Linked DNA regions of Mus musculus: region 2 is linked to region 1. A link is a loop called in an ENCODE intact Hi-C map of the cell type or tissue named here. Cell type or tissue: left cerebral cortex. All regions are shown on one strand. Links, peaks and the distances in the headings refer to the core of each region. The heading gives the core; the rest is flanking DNA.

What was found. A loop is a pair of places that touch in the nucleus more often than their neighbours do. Peaks named below come from ENCODE experiments on the same cell type or tissue, not always from the same donor. Only the 100,000 strongest peaks of a DNase experiment are listed, where the experiment ranks them.
Region 2: it touches region 1 in a loop (2.9-fold over the local background); 6 of 42 quality-filtered maps call a loop at or near these places.

What each region holds. Positions count from the first base shown.
Region 1 is chr8:25,361,882-25,367,254 of GRCm38, reverse strand. All of the region lies in intron 3 of Gm39146 (a long non-coding RNA gene), which reads left to right. Among named protein-coding and RNA genes, the nearest start is that of Gm39146, 25 kb to the left of the region's middle. In left cerebral cortex, for the core only: a CTCF peak has its summit at 5,031; DNase peaks (open chromatin) are centred at 819, 2,757 and 4,383.
Region 2 is chr8:25,271,896-25,277,268 of GRCm38, reverse strand. It overlaps Gm39145 (a long non-coding RNA gene), which reads right to left. Exons shown (of 3, transcript XR_001778746.1): 2 at 2,686-2,828. Among named protein-coding and RNA genes, the nearest start is that of Gm39145, 3.5 kb to the right of the region's middle. In left cerebral cortex, for the core only: a CTCF peak has its summit at 2,051 (motif pointing left); DNase peaks (open chromatin) are centred at 918 and 2,052; H3K4me3 peaks cover 544 bases; H3K27ac peaks cover 377 bases.

The DNA of each region.
Region 1 (5,373 bases), core at 161-5,160:
GACTTTGTTCTAGGTACTAGGGTTACAACAGTGAAACAATTTGAGGAAAAACTCCTCCTGAACTTATACTCTAATGGGAAGAGACATGTAAAAGGTGGGACATTAGAAAGTGATTGTGTTGGGGGTGGGGTGGAGAGATGGGTCAGCAGTTAAGAGCACTGACTGCTCTTCCAGAGGTCCTGAGTTCAAATCCCAGCAACCACATGGTGGCTTACAACCATCTGTAATTCGATCCGATGCTCTTTTCTAGTGTGTCTGAGGACGGCTACAGTGTGCTCATATACATAAAATAAGTAAGTCTTTAAAGAAAAGAAAATGATTGTGTTATGGAGAGAGAGAGAGGGAGAGAGAGAGGGGGGAGAGAGAGGGAGAGAGAGAGAGAGAGAGAGCAAACATCAGGATAGAAAGGGACAGAGGACTGCTGGGATTTCTAATAAACTAATCAGATAAACCTTCACCCAAAGGGACTATGTAAAGGGGCTGTGTGAGCAGACACTAAAAGGACGTGAACTAGCCATTTGGGAGTGCTGTTGCAGGCCGAGGGCCCGGCTGCAGCTAAGGCCCTGTGGTAGAGTATGGTAGTATAGGAGCCTGGTAGGCTATGGGACAAAGAGTCCTGTGCACTTGAATAAGTGTTGTAGTTGAACTCAATGTGGCTCCCAAGATCCCTGTCTTTTTAGGATGTTTCTGTAGCACTCTGTCTTCAAGTGTGATGTGCTTTCAACCATTACAATGTGGCAGATACTCTAGACATTGCTTCCAAGAGCCCCAAGCATCCGTTTCTGTACTTTCTCTTCTCTTAGTCATTCAGCCACCCACACAATGTGCCACCCCATGGAGAGACCCAAATGACAAGAGAGCCAGGGAGAGAGGGATTTTCTTGCTTGTGAACAACGCAGGCCCTCAGCCTGACAGCCCCCAGGGAGCTGAATCCTGCCAACTGCTCTGTTAGTTGAGAAGGGATTCACTACTGGCTGAGAGATCTGAGATGACCACGGTCACTGCCCACACTCTGATTATAGCCTATGAGAGGCTGAGCCAGAGAACCCAGCAGACCACTCCCACCTCCTGCCTGGACACGTGGAAGAATTAATGTTTGTTTTTTTTTTTTTTTTTAGGCACCAAGTTTTTGAATAATTGTTTTTCGGTCATGGATTACTGGTACACAGCAGGATTAGTTAGCGATGAGCTCACGTTGATGGATGGAGGCAGACTATATAGGGTGTGTTGCTTATTATACTTCGGTGGCATTTCTCTGGCGGGAGTGGGAGTGATGCAATGGAAGGGTTAAAGGAGAGGAAGCGCTCAAGCTGAGTTAACTATCTTGGAGAAAGTTTTTGGCTTGGGGAGAAGGCCGGAAGGACAGAGCAAGCACAGGGTCTAACAGTCGTGGTGGTCCAGGTGAGAGGTGGTACATGGAGCACGGAAGAGGGAGTATGATGACTTTGGTGTCTCCGTGGAGCAGGTTGGAGGATAGATGGAGAGAACAGGGAGAAGACCAAGTTAGGGGCAGAAATTTCAAGTTCAGTTTGGGAAATATCAAGTTCTAGATGATTTATAAGCAGACAGATTTGTAAGTTAGCCACTCTTTTTTTTTTTTTTTTTTTTCCGAGACAGGGTTTCTCTGTGTAGCCCTGGCTGTCCTGGAACTCACTCTGTAGACCAGGCTGGCCTTGAACTGCCTGCCTCTGCCTCCCGAGTGCTGGGATTAAAGGCGTGCGCCACCACGCAGAAAGTCTGAACTGGAGATGCAAACTTAAGAGTTGTCCGTGGTATTTTCTCAAGATGTGACACCAGGTGAGGCCAGGTGAGGCCCGGTGCTATCCAAGGTAGCTTAGCTATGAGACAGAACCCCAGTGGCCATCAACAGATGTTAATAAAAGAGATGCTATAGGTACATACAGTGTCACATACTACTGAGTAGATGAACCCAGGGACTATTATGCTAAAGGAAGACTCCAGACAGAAAAGACAAATTCTAGTCTAATTACATAACTAATGTGGTCAAAGTTACAGAAACAGGGAGTAGAATGTATCTAGCAAGCACAGGGAGAAGCTAGCAAGCACGGGGAGAAGCTAACAAGCATGGGGAGAAGCTAGCAAGCATGGGAGAAGCTAACAAGCATGGGGAGAAGCTAGCAAGCACAGAGAAGCTAGCAAGCATGGGAGAAGCTAACAAGCATGGGGAGAAGCTAGCAAGCATGGGAGAAGCTAGCAAGCACAGGGAGAAGCTAGCAAGCACAGAGAAGCTAGCAAGCATGGGAGAAGCTAACAAGCATGGGAGAAGCTAACAAGCATGGGGAGAAGCTAGCAAGCACAGAGAAGCTAGCAAGCATGGGAGAAGCTAACAAGCATGGGAGAAGCTAGCAAGCACAGAGAAGCTGGCAAGCATGGGAGAAGCTAACAAGCATGGGGAGAAGCTAGCAAGCACAGAGAAGCTAGCAAGCATGGGAGAAGCTAACAAGCATGGGGAGAAGCTAGCAAGCACAGAGAAGCTAGCAAGCATGGGAGAAGCTAACAAGCATGGGGAGAAGCTAGCAAGCACAGAGAAGCTAGCAAGCATGGGAGAAGCTAGCAAGCACAGAGAAGCTAGCAAGCATGGGAGAAGCTAGCAAGCACAGAGAAGCTAGCAAGCATGGGAGAAGCTAACAAGCATGGGGAGAAGCTAGCAAGCACAGAGAAGCTAGCAAGCACAGGGAGAAGAGGAGTGAGTGGGATCAGGATTTCCATTTTGAGAAAAGGGAACAGGCTCTTCTATCTGTCCCCAAGCAGAGGAACTCTGAGCCTGCTGGCACCAGCCTGTAATCCCAGACCTTAGGAGGCCTGGTCACAGACAGACCTCCGGCTACTTCTCCTTCTCTTGGATTGGTGGCTCCCCTTCCCAAGACATTCTTGTCAGCACAGAAACATGATGTTATCTAGAGCTACCTGCAGACATCCTAGAGCCTTGGAAAAATACTCTGCACCCGGATTCCAGGCTCCACGGGCTCCCCCTCCCTGTTTACTCTCTACCACTAACAGCTCTTTGTTGTCAGCCTTTGCTGCACATACACCCTCCCCACCCCCACCTCCCCCACCTGACCCTGCCACTACCCCTACCCCTACCACAGGGCTTCCTCTTGTGGAGTTCCCTTGGGTTCTATTTGAACTTTTTTTAAAATCTAACTTACAACTTTTTTCTCTTGCATTTATTTTTTTTTAAGCAGGCCCCCAGTAGAGCCCTTGCATCTTTCTCACTTTTTAAAGATGCTCATGTCCAACGTGGGTCACCACTTTCTGTGTTTAGACCTTTGCTTACAGAATCATTTATCTGGAAGGTCCTTCTTGACTGTAGCTTCTAATTCTTGCCCATGTATTCTTTCTTTTTTTAAATTGGATATTCTCTTTATTTACATTTCAATGCCATCCCCTTTCCCGGTTTCCCCCACTCCTGGAGACCCCCTATCTCATCCCCCCTCCCCCTGCTTCTATGAGGGTGTTCCTCCACCCAACCATTCTTGCCTCCCTCGCCCTTGATTTTCCTACACTGGGTCATCAAGCCTTCATAGGACTAAGGACCTCTCCTCTCATTGATGGCTGACAAGGCCATCCTCTGCTACATATGCTGCTGGAGCCTTGTATACTCCTTGGTTGGTGGCTTAGTCCCTGGGAGCTCTGGGGGGTCTGCTTGATATTGTTGCAAACCCCTTCAGCTCCTTCAGTCCTTTCTCTAACTCCTCTATTGGGGACCCCACCCTCAGTCCAATAGCTGTGAGCATCCACTTCTGTATTTGTCAGGCTCTGGCAGGGCCTCTCAGGAGACAGCCATATCAGGCTCCTTTCAGCAAGCATTGCCAGCATTGCTGTCACCTGAGTTTTTGATCTTAGCCATTCTGACTGGTGTGAGGTGGAATCTCAGGGTTGTTTTGATTTGCATTTCCCTGATGACTAAGGATGTTGATCATTTCTTTAGGTGCTTCTCAGCCATTTGACATTCCTCATTTGTAAATCATTTGTTTAGCTCTGTACTCCATTTTTCAATAAGGTTATTTGATTCTCTGGAGTCTAACTTCTTGAGTTCTTTGTATATATTGGATATTAGCCCTCTACTGGATGTAGGATTGGTAAAGATCTTTCCCCAATCTGTTGGTTGCCATTTTGTCCTACTGACAGTGTGCTTTGCCTTACAGAAGCTTTGCAATTTTATGAGGTCCCATGGTGGTTCAGTGGTAGGATTCTCTCCTGCCCACATCTTCTGCTATGACTCCATTTCTCTCTCCCCTCTCCAACCCCGGAGAGCGATATTAGTATTTTTTTAATCCTTTCACGTCTGCTGGCTTATGGTTCCTCCTGTCTGAAGGCTGCCAGAGAGAGGAAACCGACTGACACTTCCTCCTCCTTCCCTCCACCCTCTTCGTCATCACCACAGGCACTGAGATTTTACTGTGTGCTACACACGTGCTAAATGCACCCTGTCACTTGATGAGATCGAAGTCTGATTTTTACAAAGGAGCTGCAGGCTTCGAGTCACTGAGATAGAAAGGAAGACTGTGAGGCTGTGGCTCCTTCCTTCCAGTTCCTACTTGTGATGCTGATAGCTGCTGCTAACGGCTTGATAAGGAGCCGTGCTCAACAGTCAGATGTAGAGGAATAAAAGCTTCCCAGAATGAACAGTTCTACCCAGGAATCTATCTCCTCCTGTAACCCGAACTCCCTCCTCCTCCTTGTCTTTGTTTCTGAGGCAAGTTTTCATGAAGCTAGGCTGGCCTCGAACTCACTTTGTAGTCAAGACTCATCTTGAACTCTTAGTTCTCCTGCCTCTACTTCCTCAGTGCTGGGATTACTGTCATGCTCCACCCTGAGGCACTAAAGCCAAGAGTGGTGTAAACATGCCCTCAGGGTCTGGCAGTGAGCAAGCTGCAGGCAGCACAAACCCAGCAAGAAGTAGAGACTGTTTCTGGGGCTGAACCCCCCACTGTGAAGAACTAATGCTCTTTGCAGAAGTGAGCGAAAAGGAGTAAGAGGGAAGAGATAGGAAGACAGAGGGCAGTAAAGAGATCGAAGAAAGCAAGCCTGGGAGAAAGAGCTAGCAAGCAAGCGGCAAGAAGAATGAAAGGGTAAGGACTTAGTTGTCGTAACAACTAAGAAAACTGAGGACAAGAATTAGGGAAGGATGAAGGGACAAAGTAGCCGCTCTGTCTTGAAAGTGTCCCTCAAGATTTCATGTGCTGGTGCGGGCGTGGCAGGGAAGCCTGGCGAGACGGTACATACTGTCAAGTCTGAGCATCTGAGTTGCATTCGGGGACCTGACAGGGCTGAAGAAGAAGACAGTCCTGCAAACCTCTGACCACAGCGTATACACGGTGGCACAAGTTCTGCTCGCTTCTCCCTGCC
Region 2 (5,373 bases), core at 78-5,077, 90 kb after region 1:
AGCTGATACATTGTAGCTTCCTAAAGAGCTGAGCTGATACCTTGTAGCTTCCCACCCGCAGACACCAGAGTCCTCTCCCACCTGTCCAGGAAAAAGCTGCCACTGTGTCCGGTTGAGAGCTTTCCCTGGGAACATCACCCAGCCGTTTCTATGCATAGGCTTGTTATGGCAGTCTAACCAGGAACAGAATCAAGTGGACCAGAGGAATCGACCTGGGAGAGGAAGCCACTTCGAATCATAATGGTCTATGTGTTGCATTCCCAGGTGTGCTTAGAACCTGTCCTAAAAATGTCTTTTTGTCCTTCCGACTTGAGAACTATTGCACTATCCTCCTGCATCCTTTGTTGTTGAAAGCTCCTGCCCAATCTGAGTTTCCTTGTGAAGAGAGACTCCACTAGACCTCTTTCTTGGGCGCACGCTGTTTCTCTATCTTCTCCCTAAGAATTCAAAAATCATTGTACCATTCCACCTGTTTCTTTATTTCCTCCCTCCCTCCTTACATTTTTGTAACTGAGGATGGAACCCAGGACCACAGCATGCTAAACCATGCTCTATCATGGTGTTGCACCCCCCCAGTCTCCTGCCTCCTTAGTTGTCTATGATGCTGACTTAGGTAAGACTCCATCCTAGGCAGGATGGACCGGGAGAAACCACACTGAGTCAACACTGGCTGATGACTGAGGATATAAAGTTTCTCAGAAGCTGGTGTGGCGACGTAGTAGGAGTCTCAGTACCCATACTACAAATCAGCCCTGAAAACAGCAGAAGCAGCCAAGTGCCAGGGCTGGAATGCTAGGCAACTGAGCTCTCTGCTCCCAGTGAGGCCTCTCAGGCCACTCTAGGACAATGCAAAAGATTGTCATGCGTTCTTTGCAACTTGGCTGAGATGGTTTTCACGCAGGCCTGTGGGCCATATTGTTCTTCCTCTCTTGGCAGATCTTTGGCACCCACTCTCCTCTCTGGCTGCCGGCAGGCCTCCCTGTAGCTGTGCTTTGGCCTGATTAATGGAGTCCAGCTTTCCCCCCAAGGTGCCTGGGCAGTGGGGGTTAAGTCATGCTAGAAGCCCTAATTGCCTGGTCACTTTTATTTTGGGAGGGGTGTGTGTGTGTGTAGACTTCCTGTTTACGGCGCTTTCCTACACAAAGCAAGGCAGACACATGATGTTTTAAGAGTTTCTTCATTCAAGGAGAGCCAAGAAACAAAACCGGAGTCTGCTAAGAAAACAATAGAGGCCGTGGCTACAGAGCATTCTGGCTCTGGGAAACGACTGGGTCCCCTTTGCGGGGGTGGCTGCCACCACTCTGCTGTACGTGATGACTGCCAGTTATTAAGCCTGTCTGGCTGAGGGGGAAGCCAATGAAGAAAACAACAATAAAAGGGAGATAAATGGCTCCTGAGAAATAGGAACTATGCAGGCTGGGGGGGGTGGAGTGGGGGGTGGAGCCCCTGCACTGGTTTAGAGTTTATAGCCAGGAGGATAAACACCACATAATTCTCAAACGATCACCATTTGGAGATGATAAAACAAATAAGAGAAAAAAAAATTCCCTGGAAGAAAAGTTTACAGGACAGAAATCGTGATATCCTGTGTAGAACATTCACGAATTCTGTCTTGGGTCTGGGGTATGCTCAGAAATAGCCTTCCAGCTTGGTTTCCGAGTTTTTGAGGGCCACAAGAGTCTCCCTTACATCACTGGACGACGGATCTCCACCCATCCTAGCGTTGAAGGAGAGGCGGGGTGAGCCCTGGCACGTCCTTGTCGGGGTGCAGGGCGAGGCTGCTGTGCTCCTCCGAAAAGGATCCCCTCCTCATCTAAGTCCAAAACGCCGACCGCGCAGAGGCTGAAAAGGTCTCAACTTCCTGAAAGATGCTAAAGCAAAGAGTCCTCAACTGTCCAGAAACACGGAACTTATGGGATCTACGGAACTGGTATCCCAATCTTGATGTGGCTGGAATGTCCCCGGTGCTTTTGAAACCCTGTGCTTGGGCCAGAGGTCACTCCCGTCCTCTGAATCCATTTGCCAACAGCTTAGACGCAGGCAGCCGGCGCCCTCTTGAGGAAGAAATGCGTGCCTGTCCAGCGGGCTGGAATGCTAAGGCGGTCGCTAGGTCCTGTGGGCCTCCTCTGCACCCCAGCACGCCTAAGGGGAAAACCCAGGCTTTTCTTGGAAGAGTCTGTTTTCAGTTCCAGCTGGTCTACTGGCTCCCAGTGACTAATGAGGCACCTCTGCATCAGTGGTCCTCGGGACCTCTCGAGGGAGTAGGCAGTGAGCAAGCACAAAGGCCTGGGTCATTTGCAGCCCTGAAATGTTATGGTCACGAGTGTCTGATCATTGCCAAAAGGCTCCTAACACCCTGTGAATATGGCAGAAAGTGTGGCGGGTAAAGAAAGGTAGGAGCGAGCGGTGCATAATACACACTGGCACGTCTACAGTAGCTCCTGCCTGTGGTCCTGACACCTCGTGCTGGGAGCCAGAAGGGTCTCTAGTTTGAGATCCTGCTTCAAAACAAACCCTAATGAGATACAGGGTGGGCTGACTGTTTTAAACCACACAGAAAGCCACAGGATACAGACAATTGGGGGTGGGGAGGTGGGCATCATTCTCAGGTGTTCTGAGTAGGCTCGGAAGGTCTGGCAGCAAAGAAGTCCTTGGCGAGAGGAGAGGCTGACCTTACTGAGTTACCTTTGGCCAAGGCCATAGAGGCCACACCCTGGGCCGTGGGATTCGGAGGCTCACAGGCATCGGTGTTTACTCATCTTGTTCAGACTCCAGGCAGATGCTTCTCTACCACCTCATCCGCATGCGTCACTGTTGTGGGTTGTGGTCTGCCAAAGTTGAGACAAACACAGGGTCACATGGCTGACGCGCTTGGGTAAGAGGACAAACAGATTAATGCACCCAGGGCTCCTTCTCAGATAACATCTATGCAGTGGGCTGAACAAAGGGTGATGTCCTGGAGTTCTGGCCATCCTCCCTGTTCACGCTCCGCAGATGCCCAGGGGTTAAAGGAGTATCTGCAGCCACGTACACAGAATGAGGAACGTTTTGAAACAATTTGTAACCGGTCGAATACTTGAAACACGTCAATCCTTTATCTTCTCGGCCATCTGGAACTGGGTAATGGTGGTCTATGCAGACGTTTGGTCCAGGCACTGGGGAGGCAGAGGCAAGATGTCTGAGCTTGAGGCTAGCCTGGTCTACAAAGTAGGTTCCAGTACTACACAGAGAAACTCTGTCTCGAAAAACTAAAACCAAAACTAAAGCCAAACCAAAACCAACCAAACAACCAAACAGCCCCCCAAGAGCCAGATGGTTACAGAACACTAAAGCTGAGGACATTAAGGGATGTAGCTTAAATTAGTATATATGTAGCATAAATGAGGCCCAGGTTCAATTCTTAGGAAAAACAAACAAGCAAACAACAAAAACACAAAAGAACTGTTTTATAGGGCTGGAGAGATGGCTCAGAGGTTAAGAGCACTCACTGACTGCTGCTCTTCCAAAGTCCAGAGTTCAATTCCCAGCAACCACATGGTGGCTCACAACCATCTGTAATGTAATCCAATGCACTCGTCTGGTGTGTCTGAAGACAGCTACAGTATACTCATATAAATAAAATAAATAAATCCCCTTTTTTAAAAAAGGAACTGTTTTATATAATTTAGTTGAATCCTCAAGTTTTAAAATATAATTTAGTTGAATTTTCAAATTGTTTTTTCAAATAATCATTATAAAAATTCACACCACACATTGAATATGAATTTATGTAATTATAAATAATTTTGAAAGGGATTCGGATTGGTTTGTAGAGTGCTGAGAGGGCCTGGCTTTGCTGATGCACCACTTGAATCTGGAGGCAGCCCATGAAGAGTCTAAATGTTGGTCTGGAGAGGACTGGCTGCTCCTGCAGAGGACCTGGGTCCAGCACCCAGCACCCAGCACCCAGCACCCAGCACCCATATGGTGGCCAACTCTCTATAACTCCAGATCTAAAAGCTTTGATGTCCTCTTCTAGCCCCTGTGGTCATCAGGTGCACATGTTGTACACAGGATTACATGTAGACAAAACACATATATCTATAAAATTAAAATAAATAAAGATTTTTTAATCACAAAAAATAAATAATATTGAACACTTGAATAAAGTAACTTCTTTTGAAAACATACATAAAAACCATTTTAACTTCTAATTTACAGTTGTTATATTTTAAGTAATAATATGCTTAAGTTCTGTACACGTTGAGACAATAGCATTTAAAACCCTTCCTTATAGCTCACCTTAATAGAACGTAAATTACTTGATGGTGACCATAGTCGTGATTTTTCTTAATTGAAAGTATCTCTGTACAATAAATGTATACTTTGTTATAAATAATGCATGTCTCTGTTTAAGTTCCTATTCAAGTTTCACTAACAAAAACCCAGAACACTCAGACATGCACAGTAATAATTGGATTCAGTTGTTCTATTTTGCTCACATGTGTTGAGCACAGGCTTTTCAGTTTTGTCATTAGGAAGAATTTGTCATGGTTAGGAACAGAGGACATATTTTATGTAACAGTTTTTTAGTGTCTTTTTGTTGTTTGCTTGAGTTCCTGGAGACGTGCGTGGTATATATGACCAATCTGTACCATTGGTTAAGGTCCCCAAAGACCTGAGAGGAAAAACAAGGATTTCCTTCTTGAAGACAAAGAAGCATCAAGGAACTGGGCGTATTGTGGCAGGCAAGGCTAGAGGGCGTAGGCAAGTCTAGCTGCCATGGGATGTTTGAAGGATCCCACACTAACACTGGGAAGCCATTGGGGTTTAAACTACAGAAGGTGGGTTGTTCTGCTTGCTGTATGACTGAAAGCAGGAACAGAAATTGGGCCCACTGGAGGCCTCTTGCTTTGGCTCTGATGAAATACCAGGTATGATCTGTTTTCTTTGAGGGGTGATGATGAGACTTCGTCTGAGGGAGGAGTTGACAGGGCTCTCGGGTAGATTGAGTGTCTGTGACAGGGAAAGGAAAGCCTGCTTTCTATGCTGTTGGTTCGTGTGGCTGAGTTTGCAGCCATCTCCAGCATCTGTGGCATTGTTTCTAGGACTTCCCCAGAGATGGCCAGACTGCAGATGCTCAGACCAGGGTTGCATCTAGTCTATGCTTATCCCTCCATGTGCTTCAAATCATCTGCACTTAAGGTCCCTAATACAGAGCGAATGCTGAGTCTAATTGTTAGACTGCCTTGTTTAGGAGATTATGACGCACAAAGACCATAACATGATCCATAGAGATGGAAAATGGTCTTACCACCAGCATTTGTTTGGATCCTTATATATGGAACCCATAGATACGAAGGTCCCATAGACAGACAGACAGACATATAGCTA